3 separate regions of the Homo sapiens genome follow, and regions 2 and 3 are each linked to region 1. A link is a loop called in an ENCODE intact Hi-C map of the cell type or tissue named here. Cell type or tissue: IMR-90. All regions are shown on one strand.

Region 1 (8,000 bases):
TATGTTGGGAGTCAGTGAATGATATGTTCCAAAAATGCTGTTAATCTGTGGCTGGGTGTGGTGGCTCACACCTGTAATCCTAGCACTTTGGGAGGCTGAGGTGGGTGGATCACCTGAGGTCAGAAGTTTGAGACTAGCCTGGCCAACATGATGAAACCCTGTCTCTACTAAAAATACAAAAATTAGCTCGGCATAGTGGCGGGTACCTGTAATCCCAGCTACTCAGGAGGCTGAGGCAGAAGAATCACTTGAACCCAGGAGGCGGAGGTTGCAGTGAGCCGAGATCACACCACTGCACTCCAGCCTGGGTGACAAGAGCGAGACTCCATCTCAAAAAAAAAAAAAAAAAGAAGCTATTTATCTACTGGGGTCAAGCTGTGGATGAGTTCTGGTTCACAGAGATTTGCAGGATTCACTGGTTCCATTCCTCTCTTTTTGAAATAATCAATTGCGTTATTGCACTATCACAGTGAAGTTTAAGTCTTTATTTTTTAATCTCCTGTACTGGCTGTGAGCATTTGATTGCTGCAGTTTGGCATTTATCTTCCCATTTTCAACAGTATCAAGCAAATGCCTTGCATATAGTAGGTGCTCAAAAAGTATTTGCAGAATAAGCATATACATGTATATATTTATACATTTGATGACCAAGCTACCAGAAGTTCAAAGAAACCTGTGTTTTTCCTTCTGCTCCACTGTCATAAATTAGAGAGTGACAAAAAGGAAGCACAATAAACTGATAAAAGAAAGAAATGCAGCTTATATCCTCATTTATAAAATGGGGATAATGATCCTACCTACCTCCAAGGGTTGTTCCAAGGATTAAATGAGCTAATTTTTCTAAGCAGTTTCTGGTACATAGAAACCATCCCCCACCACATTCCCTTGGCCATGTAATCACACAATAAACCCAATATCTAAGGCCTTACCAGCAAGGAGTTTGCAATATAAGCTGAAAGGCTGCTATAAGCCTTGTATTCTCTATCACCCTTTCTCTGGGTTATCCTTAGATATTCTCTCCTGGCAGATCTTCCTGCATGTGCACAGACTGGAACAGGAAAGCCCTACTGTATCTCCTTGGCCTCAGGCTACCCGTAAATTCTTCAAGAGGGCTAGTGGAGGCTTTCTATAAACCCATTCTCTCACACCGATCATGCGCCTTTTCATTTCCAAGGGATTAGATAGGAAATACAGATTGCCTAAATTAATCAAGAAACAAATCTTGCATAAGAATACCTTTTGTTCAGGTAAACACAGAAATAGGTCCCATTAAGTGAGAAGTAGAAGGAATAGATTACTAGTAGTAGTGACTGGGATTTCCATCTAAGAAGCTCTTTAGGGACCTCTGCTCTACTAGGGGACCCTGTTTCAATGTGTAAGAGTTACTTTGCTGCTTTTTGAAATATAATGTTATACACTCCACCTTTCAAAGACACACCATCTATTAAAGATGGCTGTCCTCAGACCAGTCTTGGAACTCTCAGAAACAAAAAAATTAAGCTAGAGTAACATTCAACTTAAGACATATCATGACCTAATTGAGATCACTTAGATGAAACCAATTATTTAAAATTAAAATGACTAAAATTACTTATAATATACCTCTTTGATTTATTCCTTTCCTTACTTGCTGATCATATGTGCACTAATATCTATGGTCAAGTGTGCATGTGCAGACATGAAAGTCTTCCTCATCCAGATGATTTGGGAGGCCAACTCCCTCACACAGCTGAGTCCTTGGAACATAGGCAGGCTCAGTCTAGGATGGCTTCTAGAGAGAATACTTGGAGCAGCAATGTGACCCCCTAAGATGTCAGAAGTGGGGAAGGGGCTGAAATCTCCCTTTCAAAGGCTCACAGCTTCCTTGGCAGCTTGAGTAATTGGAAGAAACTAGTAGCCCAGCCATAGCTTCAAAGGGTGGTATCACTGATGATTTGAGAAACTCCCGGTATTAACATCTACCTTAGAACCTTCACAAATACACAAACATGAGAGGATTTGTCATACTATTGTTAGAGTCAAATGAAACACAACCTTGTTGTCAACTGACCAATACTTTGATTTTAGAGCTAGAAACTAGCATGAAGATTAAGGGGGTCTGGTGGTAGTAGCATCTGTAGTTGGGAGAAATCCCCTCAATAATAGAATTTTTTTTACTAAATTTTTTTAATGACTGTGCAAAAACAATTTATTTTGAGAATAAAAATATCTATGAAGTTCAAAATGCATGACAATAATACAAAAGATGAGTTGGTGGTAAATGGAGTTAAACTGGTAAAATTTCCTAGCATCATCAAGGAAATGGTATAAGCAATTATTTTATTATTTATTTATTGAATTTTTTTATTTTTCCATAAGTTATTGGGGTACAGGTGGTATTTGGTTACATGAGTAAGTTCTTTAGTGGTGATTTGTGAGATTTTGGTGCACCCATCACCTGAGCAGTATACACTGCACCATATTTGTAGTCTTTTATCTCTCGCCCCCCTCCCACTCTTCCCCCCAAGTCCCCAAAGTCCACTGTATCATTCTTATGCCTTTGCAGCTTCATAGCTTAGCTCCCACATGTCAGTGAGAACGTAGATGTTTGGTTTTCCATTCCTGAGTTACTTCACTTAGAATAATAGTCTCCAATCTCATCCAGGTCACTGAAAATGCGGTTAATTCATTCCTTTTTATGGCTGCTTAGTATTCCATCATATATATATATATATATCACAGTTTCTTTATCCACTCATTGATTGATGGACATTTGGGTTGTTTCCACAATTTTCCAGTTGTGAATTGTGCTGCTATAAACATGCGTGTGCAAGTACCTTTTAAATAATGACTTCTTTTTCTCTGGGTGGATACCCAGTAGTGGGATTGTTGGATCAAATGGCAGTTCTACTTTTCGTTCTTTAAGGAATCTGCACACTGTTTTCCACAGTGGCTGTACTAGTTTACATTCCCACCAGCAGTGTAGAAGTGTTCCCTGATGTCTGCATCCACACTGACATCTACTGTTTCTTGATTCTTTGATTATGGCCATTCTTGCAAGAGTGAGGTGGTATCACACTGTGGTTTTGATTTGCATTTCCCTGATCATTAGTGATGTTGGCATTTTCCCACATGTTTGTTGGCCATTTGTATATCTTCTTTTGAGAATTGTCTATTCATGTCCTTAGCTCACTTTTTGATGAGATTGTTTGTTTTTTTCTTAGTGATTTGTTTGAGTTCGTTGTAGATTCTGGATGTTAGTCCTTTGTCAGATGTATAGATTGTGAAGATTTTCTCCCACTCTGTGGGTCGTCTGTTTACTCTGCTGACTGTTCCTTTTGCTGTGCAAAAGCTCTTTAATTAGAGCTATTTATCTTTGTTTTTATAGCATTTGCTTTTGGGTTCTTGGTCATGAAATCCTTGCCTAAGCCAATGTCTAGAAGGGTTTTTCCAATGTTACCTTCTAGAATATTTGTAGTTTCAGGTCTTAGGTTTATGAAATATATTTACATTATTTCCTGAGCTGTCTTTTCCTTCAACTTGAAACTTCTCGCAATGGTCTGATTCATTAATGTCTTCAATTGACCACTAGATGGCAACATTGTTCTTTTATGTTGCAGCTTTGACTCCCAATAAGCAAGACAGATTTAATTTTCCAACAACCAATTTTAAAAAGTAAAAATGCAAAAGCTAGTAATTTAAATACATCACTCTGTACAATGGGAACAAGGTACAGCATATTAAATTATGATTTTTCAATTCATTTACCTAAAAAGTGTACTACACAGTATTCTATTTCTGTGCATTTTTGGATAACAGACATTTGTACCTGGTGCATTTGGAGATGGTGTGGCCTCGGCTCTTCTAGTCTTTGTGGCTACAGAGAACTGCCCAGATGTTGAAATATGTTTTCATTCAAATCATTTAACATCTCTCTTGATTTTGCAACATCCTGGAGCAGTGATTTCCAAATCTGGAAGCTAAATAAATAAATAAAATTCCAGGAACCCGTCCTCAGAGATTCTGATTTAGTAGCTCTGATGTGGGCATGGGTATCTGAGTTTTTAATAGCACCTCCATCTGCTTCTGATTATCAACAAGTTTGGAAGTGGTCTTCGTGTCCTTAATTCCTTTAGCAACAGAATCCTTCAAATAATATGAATTTTAAGTCAACTTAATTTAAAATTGCCACACTTTTTTTTTTATTTTAGCAAAATGGTCTTCATTAAAAATACTCAAATATCTCAATTACTAGAAAGTTGAATTCATTGTAAAGATAGTAGGGCTTTAACAATTGTAATTAATATTCATTCACCCTGTGTGTCTGAAAGAAAGGTGATCAGACCCACGTGTGAGTTGGGATTGATGTGATGAGAAAGATGGCTCGCACATGGGTTGCCATTCCTGTGTGTTTCTCAGAATGGGGATCCTTGCACTGGGGAGGGGTGGATTTCTGCAGGAATAATTTCAGACATTGCAGAAGGATGTGTCTCTATTGTTATTCTGTTAAATACTAGGATGTATAACATAAAATGTCATTATCATTTCGGATAATTTTGAGGGTCCCATCAGCTATGTGAAGTAGTATTTTTCTTTGTCATTTCCCATTTTCCCTCTTCTCTTTTTCTCCCTGTCACTTTCTCTTTCTCTGTGTCTGTCTCTCTCCCTTTCTCTCTCTGTCTATATATATATACACACACACACATATATACACATATGTGTTTATATACGTATATACACGCATATATACACTTATGTGTATATACACATAAGTGTATATGTATGTATATGCACTTATGTGTATATACACATATGTGTATATGTATCTATATACACATATGTGTATATACACATGTGTATATGTATGTATATACACATGTGTATATACACATGTGTATATGTATGTATATATGTGTATATGTGTGTGCATGCACTTGTGTGTATGTACACACACGTGTGTATGTGTGTGCATGCACTTGTGTGTATGTACACACGTGTGTATGTGTGTGCATGCACTTGTGTGTATGTACACACGTGTGTATGTGTGTACATACACTTGTGTGTATGTACACGTGTGTATGTGTGTACATACACTTGTGTGTATGTACACACATGTGTATGTGTGTATATACACGTATATATACATATGTGTATATGTGTGTATATACACGTATATATACATATGTGTATATGTGTGTATATACACGTATATATACGTGTATATGTGTGTATATACACGTATATATACGTGTATATGTGTATATGTGTGTATATATACACGTATATATATACGTGTATATGTGTGTATATATACACGTATATATATACGTGTATATGTGTGTATATATACACGTATATATATACGTGTATATGTGTGTATATATACACGTATATATATACGTGTATATGTGTGTATATACGTGTATATGTGTGTATATACACGTATATATACATATATACGTGTATATGTGTGTATATACACGTATATACACACATATACACGTATGTACACACATATACAGATATATATATCTAAATAAATATATATTTCTGTCATTATTTGTTCTGGATCATTATTAACTCTTTGGTTTAAGGTGATAGCTTTAGACCAATTAATCACTGTTCAAATATTATTTGCCTTGGCTCATTTGAATTAAGTGACCTCATTAGTTTTTTTTCTTTCTCTAATATTATATTTTTGTATTTAAAAATGATATGAAAATATAACGAAGACTAGTATTACAAAATAGCACTATCCTTTTCTGGTGTTAATTCATGAATGTGTATAAAGGCCCTCATAATGATAATTAAAGAGAATGGTGCTTTCTTGAATGGGTTTACAGTTAAGCTACACATAATGTTTAAACATTAAAAGCCAGTTTTATTCTCATAGAAAAAGAGTACCAGAATACCATAGCATGACTCTCCGGTTTAAAAGAGTCAAGTCTACTGATCTCCAAACTATACTTACACAGATTTTTGTTGCTAGAAGTTAAGAGTCTGGGAAAATTACTGCTTTGTCACATTCTCTTGCCTTCTTTCTTCTTGTTTCTCTAGTTTTTTAAATAAATCCTTGACTTTAAAGACAAGGAGCTTCTTATAAATTTTCTAGTTCACAAAAACCACTTCTAATTTTTAAAAGACAATTTCAAAAAAGCATGGTTAGAAAATGGAGCATGTATTGAAATGTACATTGACTTCTGAGTCAGATACACAACTTAGAGAAATTCTGTCTGGGCGGCTGCTTGATTTTCCTGTCATAGTTGGAGTCCACACTTACCACTCCCTGCATTCCAGTGATGGTCCTTGGCCATAGGAGAAGAGTAAACACAACATTCTATTTACAAGTTTTCATTTAGAGGTAGAAGTCTCTGAACCTGCCCTTGACAGCTCCCACTGAGCTGGACCAGCAGAGGGACCTGAAGCTCCGCTCATGCACCTGGGGTCAGGGATAGAAATTTGTGTGTCCAAATAAACATTTATTTTCTTAGAATTTTATTGCCTGTTTCTCCCCTTTAAAAAATGCAAGAGAATTATCTGCAGGAAAACATTCAGATTTAGATCAAAACAGAAAAATGAAGCAATGCTCTCTAGTGAGAGGGCTAAACCATACTTCTTCCCTCCTGAAAAATTGTCAGTGATTTTGATTAGCAGGAATCATTGACACTACAAATCAACCCTGTTTTAATTTTTAAAAGACACTTGAGGTGTGTTTCACAGCACATTGTGTCTGTGCAAACTAAAAAATTAAAATAAAGTAAAATTTAAAAATATTTTAAGCCCAAAAAGCAGGAAAGGGAGTACCCCTAAATTTAGAAGATGCCAGATCTTAAATACTAGAAAACCCTGTCCTGGTTTCCAAATGTTTACCCTTCTGCAAGGCTGGCCCACAGAGTACCTTCTCTCTTCAAAAGAAAATCCTGGCACCTAGAAGATTGGGCTGACAGTGAGTATTAAAATGACTTGTTTAATGAGCAGCGTGATTGAACAGGGTAGGGAATGCTGGGGAGTTTTCTCGCAAGGACTAGGTTTGGTGTTTATATTTTGTTATGTTGTGTGCTTCCACTGTCCCTTATTTTGACAAGCTATCGAAAAGTTTAAGATGAAGATGGGCAATTTAAAAAAAAAACTGATTGCTAAAAAGAACTGGTGCCTCTTCTTACCCGTCTCTAATGGAATATAGGCTGTACCACTTAAGTGAGAGAGTACTTGGCATTAATACAGCACCAAAGATTCTTGAGGTCTGTATAGTACTAATGAGCAGGGGCTGTGATAGATGTTTTATTTTTTTAAAGCATTAGGCTACCCTCCACTAAGTAAAGGCTATTTACTAAATGGTAGGCAAATTGCCGATTCTTAGGACTGGAAGGAACTGTCCTCCAGAAATCATTAACTGCATTCCACGCTTCTTCCAGGTTGGACTACATTTACAATGTTTGTGTCCTGCACTCTCTAAGATGATATTGTCTACTCTAATCTTTACTTCCTGATAGACTGGACAAATTCTGCCCCTCACCACCCAGATGATTCCATTGTTTAGGAATCTAACCTCAATTTCCCTTCCTAAATTTAAGATTATTACTTTTTTTTCTTACTAGAAAAATGGAGAACTTTTCTTTTCTTTGCCAGGACAGATATACTGACTTCTTTATGTTTTATGTTTGTCATTTTGCCTCTAAAGTTTGGACTTATTTCTCAAGGAGTTCAATCTTCTCTTTTCTGTCATTTCAAACTTTTCACCATTTCCATTTTTTTCAGGGAACAGGAAATTAAATAACTAGTAAATGTTGAATCAAAAGAAACTCAGGATGTAATATCAAAAACCATACATAGAAATATCATATAAATCTAGTATCATAAAATTTTAAATTTCATGGCTGACTAGTAGGAAGAATGTAAGTGGACAGCTTTATTCTCTTCTACTTCATAGAATTGGGCTCATCAATTTACAAAATGTCCTAGAAGCAAATAAGTGGGTGGTAAATATTCTAAAGATTCTAGCATTTATTCTTTTAAACTAA
Region 2 (8,000 bases), 460 kb after region 1:
ATTTACTGGAATTGTTTCTAGTCGCCAAAAGTGAAAAGAGGCAGAAGAGAGGAGAGAAAAGAGCGGACGAGGAAAGGGGCGTCTCTGGAGAGGCCAAGAGTCTTCTAAATGCCGGCGGAATATTTCATTCTTTTCTGTTTCTGCCTCTGGTTGCAGAACCAGACGCGCACCACGTTTTTCTTCAGGTCCAGCTTCTCCGCGATGGCGGCGATCTTTTCAGAGGAGGGCCGAGGCTGAATGGCAAAGTAGGCTTCGAGCGAGCGCTTCTCTGGCGCAGCGATGGACGTGCGCTTGCGCTTCTTCTCCGCGCCATTGAAGAGTTCAGGCTTGGTGAGCTTCTCGCGGTGGGACTTCTCGGCCTCCTCGAGCCATGCCTGCAGGATGGGTTTGAGCGCGATCATATTATTGTGGGACAGTGTGAGGGACTCGAACCTGCAGATGGTGCTCTGGCTAAGCGAGCCCACGCCGGGGATCTTGAGGTTGGCCAGCGCGGAGCCCACATCTGCCTGGGTCACCCCCAGCTTGATGCGTCGCTGCTTGAAGCGCTCGGCGAATGCCTCCAGGTCCCGCGGGTCGGCGTCCACGTCGCTCATGCAGCCCATGTGCGACGGCAGCCCGTGCGCGTGGGCCATGCTGAGCGCTGCTTGGTGCATGGGGTTCATGGTGGCCATGTGCGGCGCGTGAGCCGGCGTGGACACCACAGCGCCGTCGGGGCCCGCCATAGCGCCCAGGGCCAGCCCGGGACTCAGGTGCTCCAGCAGCTCGCCCTCCAGCGCCTGGTGCGGTTGGTGGTGGTGGTGGTGGTGATGGTGGTGGTGGTGGTGCGTGCCCGCCAACGCGGAAGGGTGCGAGATGGGCACCGATGAAGAAGAGGCGGCCGACGTGCACGGGATGGTATTCATAGTGTGGTAGGTGGCGTCCGGTTTGAAGGGGCTGTGGTGGGGTGGATGGTGGTGGTGGCTCTTGCTCTGGGAGACGATGTCCACGGCTGCCAGAGCCTCGGCGCGGGCCAGCAGACTCTCATCCAGCCCGCCGAATATATTGCTCTGCAATTGTAAGTAGAAGGCACACATTACGCTCAGCAGGGAATTGTACGCCCTCTCTCCGGAAGCCCCGGCCCAGGGCTCGACACCGTCGCCGCGCCTACAACATTCCCAGATCGTTAAAATAATAATAATAATAATCCTGAAAACAGAGGTGAAGAGAAAAAGAGGGAAGCCACAGAAAGAAGCCGAGAGTGCAGGAGGAGGAGGAAAGTGAGCCTGTAGACACAACGAAACACAACACAACACGCGCACAGGCAACATCCCAGGTCATAAAAATTAATATGAAAGGCAAGACCTGCTGAATACTTAAGAGAGAGAGAGGGGAAAATTGGTTGGAGGTGTGGGGTGATTTGCTGTGCAGACATGAAAAAAACATCAAGCAGATAAAGGGGGCTGTCAAAATGTGCCTTTAAGCGGTGATTATGCAGAAATACGCACCGGTGGGGTTGGAAGACAGGCTCTCCGCATAGCCTCCGAGCCCCCGCCGCCGCTGCTGCCACTGCTGCTGGAGCTGCTGCTTCGGCCTCCGCCGCCGCCGCCGCCGCCGCCGCCGCCGCCGCCACCACCAGCGTTGCTCGAGCTGCTGGGGGAGCTGGCCGAGGGCGCGATGGGAGCCGAGGAGCCCGGCGAGGTGCTGTGCAGTGCCGAGTACTTGGGCTCCACGTGCAGGCTGCCGCCGTGCGGCATGCTAAACGCCTGCTTGCTGTTCAGGGACATCATCATCATCTTCCCGCCCGCCGGGGCGCTGGTCCGTAGAGGCACTCACTGGTCCCGGCTGCCGGGACCCTCCGAGAAGTGCCGGGCCAGCCGGGGCTGGAGCTGGGAAGGGCTGTGCGAAGTTGAGCTCACCCGCCGCCGCCTCCGGACTCTGTACGCCTGATCTCGGCTACGCGCTCCTTCGCCGCCTCTGCTGTCAGTCTGAACGGATGCCTGACTCCGCTTGCCGCTAGCTGCAGACCTCGGCACCCGAAACTGCCCCCGCTCCTCGCGGCCGGCGAGTTATACTCCCCTCTCCCCGCGCCTACCCCCGCGCCCCCCGCCCTCCCTCTCTCCCTCTCTCCCGCGCGCCTCCGCCCTCCCTTGCCAGGAAACGCCGGCTCCTGTTCGGTTTCTCGCGTTGCCCCTTCTTCCTCTCTACTCCCCTCAGGCTTGAGTCCTTTCTGCTCTCTCAGCACTCGCCTCGCGCTCCCCCACCGCGCCCTCCGCCGCCTCTTTTCTGCCCCCGCCCGTGCTCTGTTGCCGCCGCCCCTTCGCAGCGTCCCGCGGCTGCTACTCACAATCGCGCCCCCACTCAACCCCACCCAAATGGCCAGGTCCGCGCTCCAGTCGCCGGGCAGTGCCTACCTAAGGACCAGCCTCCAGCCCCTCCCGCTTCTTCTGCCGGGTCTCTGTCTCACCGGAAAAAGAAACTCCCAAATAAAGTTGCGGCCCAAGCCAGCGTTGGGTAGGTAAGAGTGCCTCTTACCTGGCTGCCACCTCCTACGCCTCCTGCTTACCACTAAGTTCCAGGCTTCCAACCCCACTCGGCCCGCCCCCACCCCGTCAGCTCAGGTGACCCTGATCCCAGGTTCCCGGCCACCGCTGAGAACACAGACGTTGCGGCCAACCCGGGTTCTGCGCGCGGCTCTGAACTCCCAGCCCAATACGAGCGGAGGTCGGCGTTCGGCTACGAGCCCCCCACGGCCCGGCGGGTGCCTGGTGCCAAAGAGACATGGGGTCGGAGGGGCTGCAGGGCTTTCTCTCACTCGATTTCTCGCAGCTCTCAGCGGATTGGACAGCCGCGGAGCAGGCTCGGGTCGTCTGTGCGCATGCGACTCCTCCCCCTCCCCGCTGTCCCCACCCCTCCCACAACACACACACACATACACACAGGCACACACACACGCTCCTCTTGCCCCCCTTTTCTCTTCCTCCTCCTCCCTGTATCCAGTACAGTTCGAGTTGAGTCTTGGAAGGATCCACTGGCAAACCCTGCCCCTGGATTTATTATTCTTCATTAGCCACAATCAAAGGAAGAAGGGGCAACTGACAGGGAGAGGGAAGGTCAGAAATTACACAGCGCATATGCTGCTGAATACACCCCACAACACAGACACACACACACACACCCTCGGGGGCTGGCACAAACCTCACTTATCTTCATTTCCACAGCCTCTCGGTGCGGAGCCTATTTTTAGCTGACACTTCACTCCCACTTCTGTCCCAGTCCCAGTGCAGACCACTTTTCCTAGAGATGGACACACACTCTTGGTTCCAGTTGCAAAAGGAGATAATCTCTTTCTATCTATCTCTCTCTCTCTGTCACACACACACACACACACACACACACACACACACACTACTTCCTCTCCTTCTGGATCCCATTTTCTCTATACTTCCCGCGGTGTTGGGGGCTGCTGTCACCTCCCTAGAGAGCGGAAGGAGCAGGGTGCAGGCGAGGGTGAGAAGGCCCCGGGACCCCGACGCAGGAACCCGCGGGTGGCCCAATCCGGACGGGGGTTGACCGGGAGCAGGTGCAGGCACTGGGCGCCTGGGGAAGGCGAGCAGGTGCGAGAGCAGGCGGCAGGCCTGAGAGGCGCTGGCGCGCGCTGGGACAAAAACAGAGTGGGAAGGAGAGTGGAAAAGGGGAACCCTCGGGTGGTCAGCTCCCGGAAGCGGCGGTGGAGAGTAGGGGACCGCCTGTCCACCCCTGACCTCAGCCGGGCGGAATAGCGGTTTCAAGATGGGACCGCTGTCCTCAGGAGCCGCCAGAGTGCTGGGGAAGGCGGCAGCAACGAGCGCGCGACGGGCTCTGTCCATGGTCCTTAACCCCCTTCTGCTTTCCCTGGATCCTCTCGGGCTTCCCTTTCTCTTCCCCTGTGTGGAGGAAAATAATAAATAGTAGCCGAAGGGAACTCCTAGCAGCAGTGTTGCCGGGTGTGAGCTCAGCGAAACCTGGACATGGGGTAGGGAAAGGGGAGTGTTCACGTGAATGAATGTGGCTTGTGCCGGACGGTTCAAGTAAGTGCTTAGGTGTTTAATTTCTACCTCAACAACAGCCAGAGTAATTTTCAAGGAAACAAAAAAAAAATGACATTGTACAGCTCTGTCTCAAGCTTCAAGAAATGAAATAAATCAAAGTTAAAAGCTTGAGTATCATTTAATTATAGTGCGAATAGCGCTTTGAAAGAAGTAGAACAACATCTCTAAACAAATTATGACTGGGCCAGGAAGGAATTATTAGATTGAAATTTCATTTAGGCTCGGGAGACACCGCGCTTCACTGTGTAATCTGCTATGCCTCATCTGATTTGTATGCTTAATTCAGCTTGACGAATTTATTAGTTTTCATAATAGTGAAAAAATTGAGCAGTACTATGAGCTAATGCATTGTGTGTACTATAAATTGTATGTCATCGTGGAAAGGCTGAAGTCTATAGAAATCTTTTATTAATGTCGGTATAGGAGGGAGGATTTCCTGCAAGCCGTGAAGAGGTTCATGCCAAACTCTATCGGCACTATGTCTCACTGGTCCATTAACATATCGTCATACTAATTAGACTACTTCATCAGTGATATAATTTCAAACTTCAAATTATGTTCTAATTAACAAGGGTTGTCCAATTTGCTTAATCTTCAAAAGGCTTTGGATGGTCTAATTAGTATTAACTGTTGAGCATCTTTAAAGCCTAATAAAAAAATCCATAAAAATATTTTGGGTGTATTTTCTATCCGTACTGGGTAAAGGCCAAAGGGCCAAAGTGAGAGTGAAGATGGAAAATAACCGGAAGACAAATGTCCTCTTCTTTCTAATTCCCCCAGATTATTATAGCAAGTTAATCACATGAGAAACTTTTGGGTATTGCCACTCCTAAATAGTGTGTTTATGTGTTTAAATAAAGGCACAAGAATATCAAGGAGAAAAGCCACATGGGGAAAAAATTCTTCTCTTTCATTAGGTGCCTAATTAGATGTAAAGTAAAAAGTAACCCTGAGGAGTTTCCCGAGCATTATTGTGGCAACAGTCTGCTGAACTTGAATTGAAAATCAAATATTTGGGGTGTTTTGAACCTCCCTCTGTCCCCTCCCCCTTCATTGAGCTTAATTACTTGCAATAGTTGTTTTAATGTATGTTGTCACCTGGGAGTATTGAGAAATGCATATCGTTAATATGAATTAATCTTGATTTTAATAGTAACTGACAACTGATCTCCAAAATGCTAAACACTTGTCACCACTTCATATGGTAAATACGGTACTATAATAAATTCATGAAATAGAGAGGGACACTGTTGAAATGACTGGACAAACTTTGTTTGATATGGAATTTATTGACCAAAACTATTTTAAGCAAGAAAACTCCCATGAGAATATTTTCCTGATAACTGAAATTCATATATCATCAAAAAAAATTTAACATAACTTTTTTATCTCTCTGATATTTCTCAGTGATATCCCTAATTCCAGACAAGAAAAAAAGGAAGGCTGTGTTTTCAAATTATCAATTTGAAGTAAATTAATGTGGTTGTAGAGCAATTCAAGAGTTTATTTACCTGTATTTCCTTCCTCCTAGAAAACACATACATTTTTAAAAAGTCAAGTCATAGAGTTAGGCTTCTCCATTCCCCACTCAAAGTGAAAAATGAATAGTGATTGTGTTGCATTAGAGGGAAAAAGCAATTGTTCCTTCATCAACCAGGACTTGAAATCTTGCAGTCTCTCCTTTCAGGAGTGTCCAGAATACCAACATCGTTGCGGTGATATCAACAAAACCCATTTCGGTTTTGCCCACAGGCATTGCTGCAAAGTGCTCCAGCGAGTGTGGAAGCCTCTCTCCAAGGAAGAAAACCTCCAGCCCCGCAGTTATCAGGAGCCATCTAAACAATTAGAAAGTTGGCAATAAACCCAAGGGGTGGAGGCAAATGACCCAAAATTTGAAACCTGCTTCCTACGACCTCAACATACCTATGCCCAAGCCGCTATTCACACTTGTGCATCTACACACCTACAGACCTACCTAGCAAAAAGAAAATAAACATTTTATTTTTTAAGCAGCAAGATGGAAAATGGATCAACTCTGTGACTTCAGGAGGCGCTCCTTTCTTCTCGCCAAGCCTCTTTGTTTGACAATAGCTTCTGTCCAGTCCTCTGGCAGATGCAGACAGATGTGAGCAGCCCCCCTCACTATCCCCCACCCCTGGGTGAGGAGGAGTAGCTGGAGATTCCCCTCAGGCTTCTGGGCAAAGGGTCCCCGCAGTAGGCGTCCCCCACCCGAAAATCAGCCCGCCCCTGAAGCAATCCCAAGGGGAGAAATCTCTGTCTCCTCCTTGTATCTGGGTCCTAATTTACTATTAAAATTTTAAGTAGTGCATTCATATTTTACCGGACCTAATGTCTTTTATTAAATTTTAATCTATTAAGGGCAGGGTGATTTCTTTGTATTTCAAACAGAATTGAATTGGACTACAAGGAGGATTTCTGAAAAGACAGATCTGGCCCTATTCGCTCACCATTTCGATCTCAGGGAGAGAGTGATTGGTGGAAGAAAGAGGGAAAGGAGGGATTCCCCCATCTGTTTTTGTACGGATTTCAAAATCAGCCAATCTGCTTCAGATTCTGAATAGAAGATGAACACCCTGAGCTCTCTCTGGACTCGTGGCTTGAGACAGAAGAGTTTGGGTGGCGGGGTGGCATAGATTAAACTCTTCCGTGGCCTCTACTGTTACAGGGAGGAAAAAGAAGACACAAGAGGGATTATTCCTGAAACAAACTTCTGGAAGCTCCCAGGGATGTAGTTGCAGAGCAAAGTTCAGGTGAAGGAGGGCGCTTGGGGGCTTGAGTATTGAGATAGGGGTTTATGTTTGAGGAATGATGGGTGGGTTTTGTTCAAACATCTTTTCTCTTCTGAGTATGTCAACTACTATCCTGTCACTGGCTCCCCTTGAGCCCCAAGCTCCCCTCTCCTGCTTTAAATGAGTCGCTCTCTCGCCCAGAGATTCCAGGCACCCCATATGCCCGAGGGTAACCGCCTCCTTTCAGTGCCTTTCCGGCTCTCACTCCTAACCTTCCAATGCAAGTAGTCAGCGAGTGTCACCAGAAATCTCTGCATCCAGTAGTTCCCAGGCCCTTCTAGAAAGAAATACAGACTCACAACCTCTTTCGCTCCCATCAAAACCAAGTAGAATTCACGGAGGAAGAGGGGACAAAAGCAAAGGCTATCAGCACTCCAGAAAGCATACTCTGGAGGTTGGGAGAGACTTGGCCAAGACTAGTGGCCTGTAGTCGCAGAGCAAGCCACGTGGGGCTCTCTCTAGGTAATTCTGACCAGAGGAAAGCAGCCCGGCAGAGGACAAGACAATGAAGGGAGACAAGGCAGAAGAGAAAGCAACGGTTCCCCTTTTCCCGGTGGAGGAAAGAAAGCAGAGCTCAGTTTCAAGGAAAGTAGACTGGGAGGAGGGGGACGCAGGACGCAGCCAGCCCAGGTTGGCTGGATGCCTTAGAGGCTCCTAGACGCCCTCTCAATTCCGTCTGGTGGGTTTGCTAAGGCTGATTGTGACCAGGAACTCACATTCAGGGACAGCTGATTGGACCCACTGGCATCGACTAACCTTTGAAGCAAACACAACAGGCTCCAGGAAACTAAAATCTGCCCTGGGGAAGGACTCAACTCCTCAGCACCTAATTCTGCACTCTTCCAGAGCGCAGGGGCTCAAATTCACACATCTGTGCAGACATACACACACATGCACACACACACGCGCGCGCGCGCTGACACACGCAGGCACACAGACACACACGTGCTGACACTAACGCACACCCATTCAGAGGCGCACACGTTTATGTTTCTCCCCTCTTCTTCCCGCGCACCACTTGGGGGAGGGGGGCAGACCTCTGCGTTCTGTTCAGAAGCAGGCTCCCTGGTGTCTACTTGTCCCAACGAACTATTATTTTTCATCGCAGTGAACTTCCTTGGTC
Region 3 (8,000 bases), 990 kb after region 1:
AAGGTAACTGGCCCCATGTGATAAAAACAGGTACAAACTTTCTTTTCTTACCTCACAAGCCTAGCTTAGTGCTGGACACTCAGCAAATGCTAACAAAGTGCCACGCATTGGTTTGAAAGGGTTCACTTCAACCTTGCCTTCTTCAGGAAGCACTTACAGAGAGCACTTTTCAGTGGGTAACAATGTGACGTCAAATGCTCAGTTTAAAACCTCCTTCCAAATAAAAGGAAATTCATCCTAGAAATGGCTAGAATGACAGAATGAAAACAGAGCAGTATCTACCTGGGCTTTAGTGCCAGGAAGTGACAGTCATTGGCTATGTGTTCAATTACATGGCCGAAGTTAATAGGTAATCAAATATTATGCAATAATAGATTAGTTGCCTTTCCTTGTTGCTAATTATCTAAAATATCTCTATATTGCATATTTAAACATAAAAATTTCCCTAAGGTGAATGATACACTATGCCATTTTTAGTGATTAAATGTGGCATTTTCTGCATCTTAATGAAACCATTATTTTTGTTCAGCTGAGTGATTTTATTAATTAAAAGAATGTCAGGAGAGTGGCAGCATGGTCATAGAGTTCTCAGAGAGTCGTAGCATTATAGAGCCATAAAGGACCTGACCAAACCCAGCCAGGGACTCTCAGTTTACCTGTAATTCTCCACCTGGAAGTCAAAAAGCTGGGTTCTGATATCATCAGTACTATGTGACCCCGGGCAAGTCATTCCAACTTTCTTTGACTGAGTTTATTCTTCAGACAAGGGATCTGTAATGCCATGATACTTTAAATTAAGCTTTTCATGTTGACATATGTTTATATATTGTTACACTAATAATGATGTGTCCCAACAAAGTATGGTTTTCTTTCTCTTTCTGACAACAAACACAGGGACTAGCTGTATTTGAATTCTCTGTTATTGGGAAAAAACATGGCTTTTCTTAATAGGCTGTAAATAACCTGAGGGTGCAGTTTGGGGTTCATAATTTTGTGTCCCCCATGGTGCCTTTAACATACTACTAGAAAGAAATAGAATTTCATTGTTGCGTGTTTCAATGTATTTCGGACCAAAGCATCCTGCTCTGAAACATCATTAAGGGAAAAAAATCCTAGCATATTGTGGGCCTCCAATGAAATGAATGTTAATTGTGTTGCCCAATACCAATTTATTAACGTTTATGAGCATACAACTGTGCGTGCACAAACACAGTTCATATATAGTTCTTGAAAAAAGCATTTGGGGTTTTCTACCACATGATGCTTTCAGTCAGTACCTCCTACCATTAATTTGTGTTCAGAGCAGTAGTTCCCAAAGCTACCCCTTCAGCAACATGTATGTTGACATGGATGTTGAAATGGATGATGTAAATACAGCCATTCAGAATAATCTGGAATCCTATTTTATGATTTGGAATGCCCAGAATGTCCAAGACATGACATACTTACAATTTCTCAGAAAAGTCACACCTGAAAAAGGTAAACACTCAACATAGACACTTAGACTTTCCAGGCATCTTAGCTACAAGACCAATGGTGTCAGTATCTTGAGTTCTGTGTTCTATAGGAGCTTTTTTTTTTTTTTTTTGAGATGGAGTTTTGCTCTGTTGCCCAGGCTGGAGTGCAGTGGCAAGATCTCGGCTCACTGCAACCTCTGCCTCTTGGGTTCAAGCGATTCTTCTGCCTCAGCCTCCCGAGTAGCTGGGACTACAGGTGCTCACCACCATGCCAAGCTAATTTTTGTATTTTTAGTAGAGATGGGGTTTCACCATGCTGGCCAGGTTGGTCTCAAACTCCTGGCCTTGTGATCCACCCACCTCGGCCTCCAAAGTGCTGGGATTACAGGAATGAGCCACCATGCCGGGCCCACAGGTCCACCCACTACTCCAGGAGTGTGTCGCTTCCTGCACTGGTGACAACACAGGGAGCCCATGATGTGCAAGTTTCACAACACATGTGGTTCGTTTTCCTCCCCTAATGACTCAAGAAGAGAGTTTTAGAATTCAGGCTGAGTCTCAGTAATTCAATTGTAGAAAAAGCAGGCAAAGCTGTAGCTCTGTCTTAATTAGTTTCATATGTGAATGTATTAATTGTTTCATTAGGAAATGTATTAGGTAAATTGAATGTGAATGTGGTGGATAAGGACACAAAAGAAATCCCTTGAAGGTTCATGATTGTTCCATGTGTAGGCCCGGGAGCATCTTCATTAAGGCAGGCAGTTTTGGGCCACCCGATCATGACCATGGATCTACGTGCTGGAACTTGAAAGTATGTCCACGCTCAAGATTTCTGTCTCTTCTAAAGCAAGAAAGGACTGGTTTTGCATGCCCTGCCTATGCACATCTTTATGAAAATGTAACCTTTTCACTCACTTTCTGAACTCCACAAAAGAGTCAGCTTTCTCCTGTTGGTGATGAAACCAGCTGTTGAAATACTTCAATTGGGTTGCAGTTGCTTCTCCTGTGAGCTGCATGGCCATCTCTTCTTTTGTTTCAAAAACTTGGCTGGCACTTTCAGCAGCCACTGTGAAGTTGGTAAATATCTAAATGACTTCTTCATTTTCTGACCCTTGAACAGAGAAGTAGAAGATTTTCTGTGTTCATAACTAGCATGTCTGGATTGTGTAATTTCATCTTTGCAAATATATCACCAATTCAAGGAACAGCTTTAGCTTGTTTGGTTTTTGAATAGTGTTGACCATTATTTCCTAAAGAAAAATCACCCAAGCCTTCCCTGAAATGTTAGTATTGTGCTAACTGAGGCATTGGCTAAAAAAGAAGTGTGTGTATGGAGTAGGGGGTGGGTGTGGATGGAGACAGGGTAGGAGGGGTTCCCTGCTTTTATAAATCCGGCAAGCCTGCCTTTGACAGTCTTTCATGTTGGCTTTATTCTTCCCTTTGGGAATTTTCCGAAGTCACTTTTGGCCTTTGTTTATTTTAAAGGAAGTAGAGAAACAGCCACAAGAGGAGGAGAGGAATATAGTTGCCTACAAATCGACTAATGTGTTTTTTCTCTCTCTATGTTACACAACAGATATATAACAGCGCTTCCCCTGCATTGAATGGTAGAGATCAGAGTTTCTAAATTCCAAAAAAAAAAAAAAAAAAAAAAAGTCAAAACTGGTACATTTTAGAGATGAGGAATAAGCATAGGTGGGAAAATGTCTGCAGGCATAGGCAGCCTTGGGCAGGTCTGATCTGACCCATTCTAATCAGTTATTGGGAAGAGAGTAATTATTAAGGCAGGGGAGGTGACAGTCACCTCCACCCCCAAATCCTGGGGGCGCCATGTAGCCCAGGCCATCCTAAATGGTAGGTCACTGACTTTCAAGAACGCCTGGGTAAAGCACATTACAAGAAGTGCCATCCTCTTTGAGCAATACATATGCTATAGCTGGGCTGTGTGCCAGGCCAAGGGGACCTGCCTGTTGGTGGTGAGGATGCTTTCCATGAGGGGGTTGTGTGGACTAGCGCCCTGGAGGAGGCAGCCCCCCTGATTTTCAGCGTGAGAGAAAGATAATCCTAATCCCATCAGTGGCCCTCACTTGTAGTGCTATATGAGCCAGGCCCTGTGTTGAATTTTTCACATTGATTATTTTTAATGATCCTTAAACATAGAGAACTATTATTATTCTCTTGAGAAAATTGAGGCCCAGGGAGATAAAGCCACTTACTCAGGGTGCATGATGAGGTGGCAGAGTAAAACTCAATTCCATGTTTTTCTCACCAGAAGACCCTTGCTCTTATCCCCCACATCTTATGTTTGTTGACACCACTTGTGGTTGGTACCTGAGCTTATTCACTTCCCGTGGCCTTGTTCCTCCGTTCCTTTATTTCTCTGTTGGCTGTTTCCCTCTCTCTCTCTCTCTCTCTCTCTCTCTCTCTCTTTCTCTCTCTCTCTCTCTGTCTCTCTCTCTCTCTCTCTTTCTCTCTCTCTCTCTCTCTCTGTCTCTCTCTCTCTCTTCTTTCTTGACGGAGTCTCACTCTGTCTTCCAGACTGGAGTGCAGTGGCGCGAGCTCGGTTCACTGCAAGCTCCGCCTCACGGGTTCAAGCCATTCTCCCTCCTCAGCCTCCCGAGTAGCTGGGACCACAGGTGCCTGCCACCATGCCCGGCTAATTTTTTATATTTTTTTAGTAGAGACAGGGTTTCACCCTGTTAGCCAGGATAGTCTCCATCTCCTGACGTCGTTATCCGCCCACCTCTGCCTTCCAAAGTGCTGGGATTACAGGCTTGAGCCACCGCGCCTGGTCTGTTGCCTGTTTCTTAAATCTTCCATCCTGGGGGATGGGAGGTGGAGAGAATGAAAAGGAGCTACTGCCATCCCCACCCCCAACCCCCTCACCTCCACCCACCCCGACCGCCATTTACATTTCTATTTCATTTTCACACACATGTCCATTTAAGTCTTCATTGCCCCCAAGCAAGAATATTTCAATGTCAAGACCTGCCACAGCATAAGGACTTTGCCCACAGCACTACATTTAGAAGTGATCATGCAAATTATTCAAGTGGCCCAAAGCCTTGATTGTGTAGACAACTTCAGTGGAAAATGCTCCATTCTGATCTCAGTCCCCATCTTTCTCAATTCACTGTTGAGTCTTCACAAAGTATCCTACTCAATCATCTCTTTGACAGTCCAGATGGAACAGATAAGGGAGGAGACTCTTTTCAAGACAATTCTTAAAAATATACGCAGAATAATATGGGGAATAGGCACTCTCCTGTATTGTTCTCAAGTAGGCAGGATGGAAGGATCTCTCTAGCAATTTGATGATATATTTTAAAACTCTGAACAATATTTACGTTCTCTGATCAAATGATACTGCATGTAGAAATTTATCCTAATTCAATAATCGTAGGCATGTGCAAATATTTGCATGCACAGAAATGTTCATCATGGAATTGGATTATAATAGTGAAAAACTGGGACCGAAGTGTCAGTGATAGGCGCTTGGCTCAGTAAATGATGACTCATCCATACATTATAACATTATACAGTTATAAAAAGGGTTTCATAAGGAATTTAACGATTTAAAGAAATGATCCTGAAATATTAAGCAAATATTTCAAGAAAGTTCTGTTCATAACGGCACTCACTAGTCACATGTGGTTATTTAAATTTTAATTGATTATAATTAAATAAAATTAAATATTTAGTTTCTCAGTGACAGAAGGCACATTTCCATACTCAATAATTATATTGGACAGTGCAGATGTATAACATTTCCATTATTTGCAGAATTGTGGGCACTAAATAGAATATGATTTCATTTTTTCCAATATATGTATACACATAGAAAAATATTAGAAGAAAATATGCCAAATAATAATGATGATCTTTAGTTGGTGGGATTGGATGAGAGGTAGGCACACTTTTTCTATAAAGGGACTAATAGTATTTTGCTTTATTTTATTTTATTTATGTGTTTTGAGACAAAGTCTTGCTCTGTCACCCAAGCTGGAACACAGTAGCATGATCACAGCTCACTTCAGCCTTGACCTCCCAGGCTCAAGCAATCCTCCTCCCTCAGCCTCCCGAGTGGCTGGGAACACAGGTATGTACCACCACACCCAGCTAGTTTATTTTTATTTTTTATATTCTTTAGAAACAGGGTCTCCCTGTGTTGCCCAGGATGGTTTCAAACTCCTGGGCTCAAAAGATCCTCCCATTTCGGCCTCCCTAAGTGCTGGGATTTTAGGGATGAGCCACAGCACCCAGCCCATAGTAAGTATTTTAGACTTTGTGAGCCATGCAGTCTGTGTCACAGCTACTTCATCTGCCATTTCAGCAAGAAAGTAGCCATGGGTAGCACATAAGTGAATGGGCGTGATTGCATTCCAATAAAACCTTAAAGACAAAGATAGGTTGTGGGCTGAATTTGGCCCACACGCCATAATTTGCTGACCTTCCAGATTAGATAATTAAGAGTAAGGTTTTTTTTTTCTGTGTACTTACTTATATTTAAATTTTAAAACTAAGTAATGTGTATCCTTTATTTTTAAAATAAAACTCAGCCTTTCTAAACACCAATTAACATTCAAGCTAAGAGCCAAATTAAAAATGCAAACCTATTTACAATAGCTGCAAAAAAATGAAATACCTAGGAATATATCCAACTAAGGAGGTGAAAGATCTGTACAAGGAGAACTACAAAATACTGCTGAAAGAAATCACAGATAACACAAATAAATGGAAAAACATTCCATGCTCATGGATTGGAAGAATCAATATTATTAAAATAGTCATACTTATCAAAGCACTTTACAGATTCAATGCTATTCCTATCAATCTACCAATGTCATTTTTCACAGAACTAGAAAAAATATTTTAAAATTCATATGGAACCAAAAAGCTAAAATCACCAAAGCAATCCTAAGCAAAAAGGACAAAGTTGGAGGCATCACATTCCCAAACTTCAAACTATGCTATAAGTCTGCAGTAACCAAAACAGCATGATACTAGTACAAAAACAGACAAATAGAACAGTGGAACAGAATAGAGAACCCAAAGATAAAGCTGCATGTATACAACCATCTGATCTTTGAAAAAGTAGAGAAAAATAAGCAATGGGGAAAGGACTTTCTGTTCAATAAATGGTGATGGAATAACTGGCTAACCATATGAAGAAGAATGGAACTGGACTCTTACCTTTCACCATATACAAAAATGAACTCAAGATGGATTAAAGATTTAAATGTAAGACCTCAAATTACAAGAATCTTAGAAGAAAACCTAGGAAACACCACTCTGGACATGGGCCTTAGGGAAGAAATTTATGACTAAGTCCTCAAAAGCAATTGCAACCAACACAAAAACTGTCAAATGGGACATAATTAAAGAGCTTCTGCTCAACAATAAAAACAATCAACAGAGTAAACAGATACAGAATGGGAGAAAATATTCACAAACTGTGCATCTGACAGGGGTCTAACATCCAGAATCTACAAGGAACTTAATTCAACAAGCAAGAAACAAGTAACTCCATTAAAAAATGGGCAAAAGACATAAACAGACACTTCTCAAAAGAAGACATACAAACATATTTAAAAAATGCTCAACATCACTAATCATCAGGGAAATGCAAATCAAAACCACAAGGTTATACCATCTCACACCAGTCAGAATGGCTACTATTAAAAAGTCAAAAAACAACAGATCCTGGTGAGACTGCAGAGGAAGGGGACTGCTTATGCACTGTTGGTGGGAATGTAAGTTAGTTCACCCACTGTGGAAAGCAGTTTGGAGATTTCTCAAAGAACTTACAACAGAACTGCCATTCAACCCAGTAGTCCCATTACTGGTTATATATCCAAAAGAGAATAAATCATTCTACCAAAAGGACACACGCACTCATGTGTTCATTGCGACACTATTCATAGCAACAGAGATGAAATCAGCCTGGATATTCATCAGTGGTGGAATGGATAAAGAAAATGTGGCACATGTACACAATGAAATACTATGCAGCCATAAAAAAGAAAAAAATCATGTCCTTTGAAGCAACATGGGTGTAGCTGGAGGCCATTATCCTAAGTGAATTATTGCAGGAACAGAAAACTAAATACTGCATGTTCTCACTTACATGTGGGACCTAAATATTGGATACTCATGGACATAAAGATGGCAACAATAGACACTGGGGACTACTAGAATGGGGAGGGAGGTGGGCCAGGGTTGAAAAACTATTGGACACTATGCTCAGTATCTGGGTGACGGCATCAATTGTAGTCCAAACCTCAGCATCATGCAGTATACCCAGGTAAAACCTGCACATGTACCCGTTAATCTAAAATAAAAGCTGAAATTATAAAATAAAATAAAACTCACAGGAAAACATATATATGTGTATATACTTTATATATAATACATATATATATATAATGTGTACATATATACTTTGTATGTTTTATATCTATCTGTTTCTAGACCTGAAAGATCTGGGTGCAGATACATAGAATTTTCGCAAGGCAAAGCTGAGCTATTAAGTTACTAAAACTC

The links. Hi-C counts contacts between places; a loop is a spot of excess contacts. Peaks named below come from ENCODE experiments on the same cell type or tissue, not always from the same donor. Only the 100,000 strongest peaks of a DNase experiment are listed, where the experiment ranks them.
Region 2: a loop joins it to region 1, with 9 times the contacts of the local background. A loop is called at or near these places in 2 of 110 quality-filtered maps.
Region 3: it touches region 1 in a loop (4-fold over the local background); 10 of 110 quality-filtered maps call a loop at or near these places.

What each region holds. Positions count from the first base shown.
Region 1 is chr4:147,092,780-147,100,779 of GRCh38, reverse strand. It overlaps LOC105377476 (a long non-coding RNA gene), which reads right to left. Exons shown (of 3, transcript XR_939316.3): 3 at 3,481-3,959. Among named protein-coding and RNA genes, the nearest start is that of TTC29, 150 kb to the right of the region's middle. In IMR-90, a CTCF peak has its summit at 3,575 (motif pointing right); a DNase peak (open chromatin) is centred at 3,569.
Region 2 is chr4:146,632,913-146,640,912 of GRCh38, reverse strand. It overlaps POU4F2 (POU class 4 homeobox 2), which reads right to left and starts at 2,020. Exons shown (of 2, transcript NM_004575.3): 1 at 1,485-2,020; 2 at 1-1,046. The coding sequence starts at 1,772. The coding sequence ends at 105. RefSeq lists enhancers at 1,340-1,921, 1,922-2,502, 2,503-3,084, 3,085-3,666, 7,312-7,812. In IMR-90, a CTCF peak has its summit at 3,798; a DNase peak (open chromatin) is centred at 3,842; H3K27me3 peaks cover 4,915 bases.
Region 3 is chr4:146,100,132-146,108,131 of GRCh38, reverse strand. LOC105377469 (a long non-coding RNA gene) reads right to left here and starts at 2,455. Exons shown (of 3, transcript XR_939294.1): 1 at 2,373-2,455; 2 at 52-247. RefSeq lists an enhancer at 1,842-1,891. In IMR-90, no CTCF peak of the experiment used is centred here; no DNase peak of the experiment used is centred here.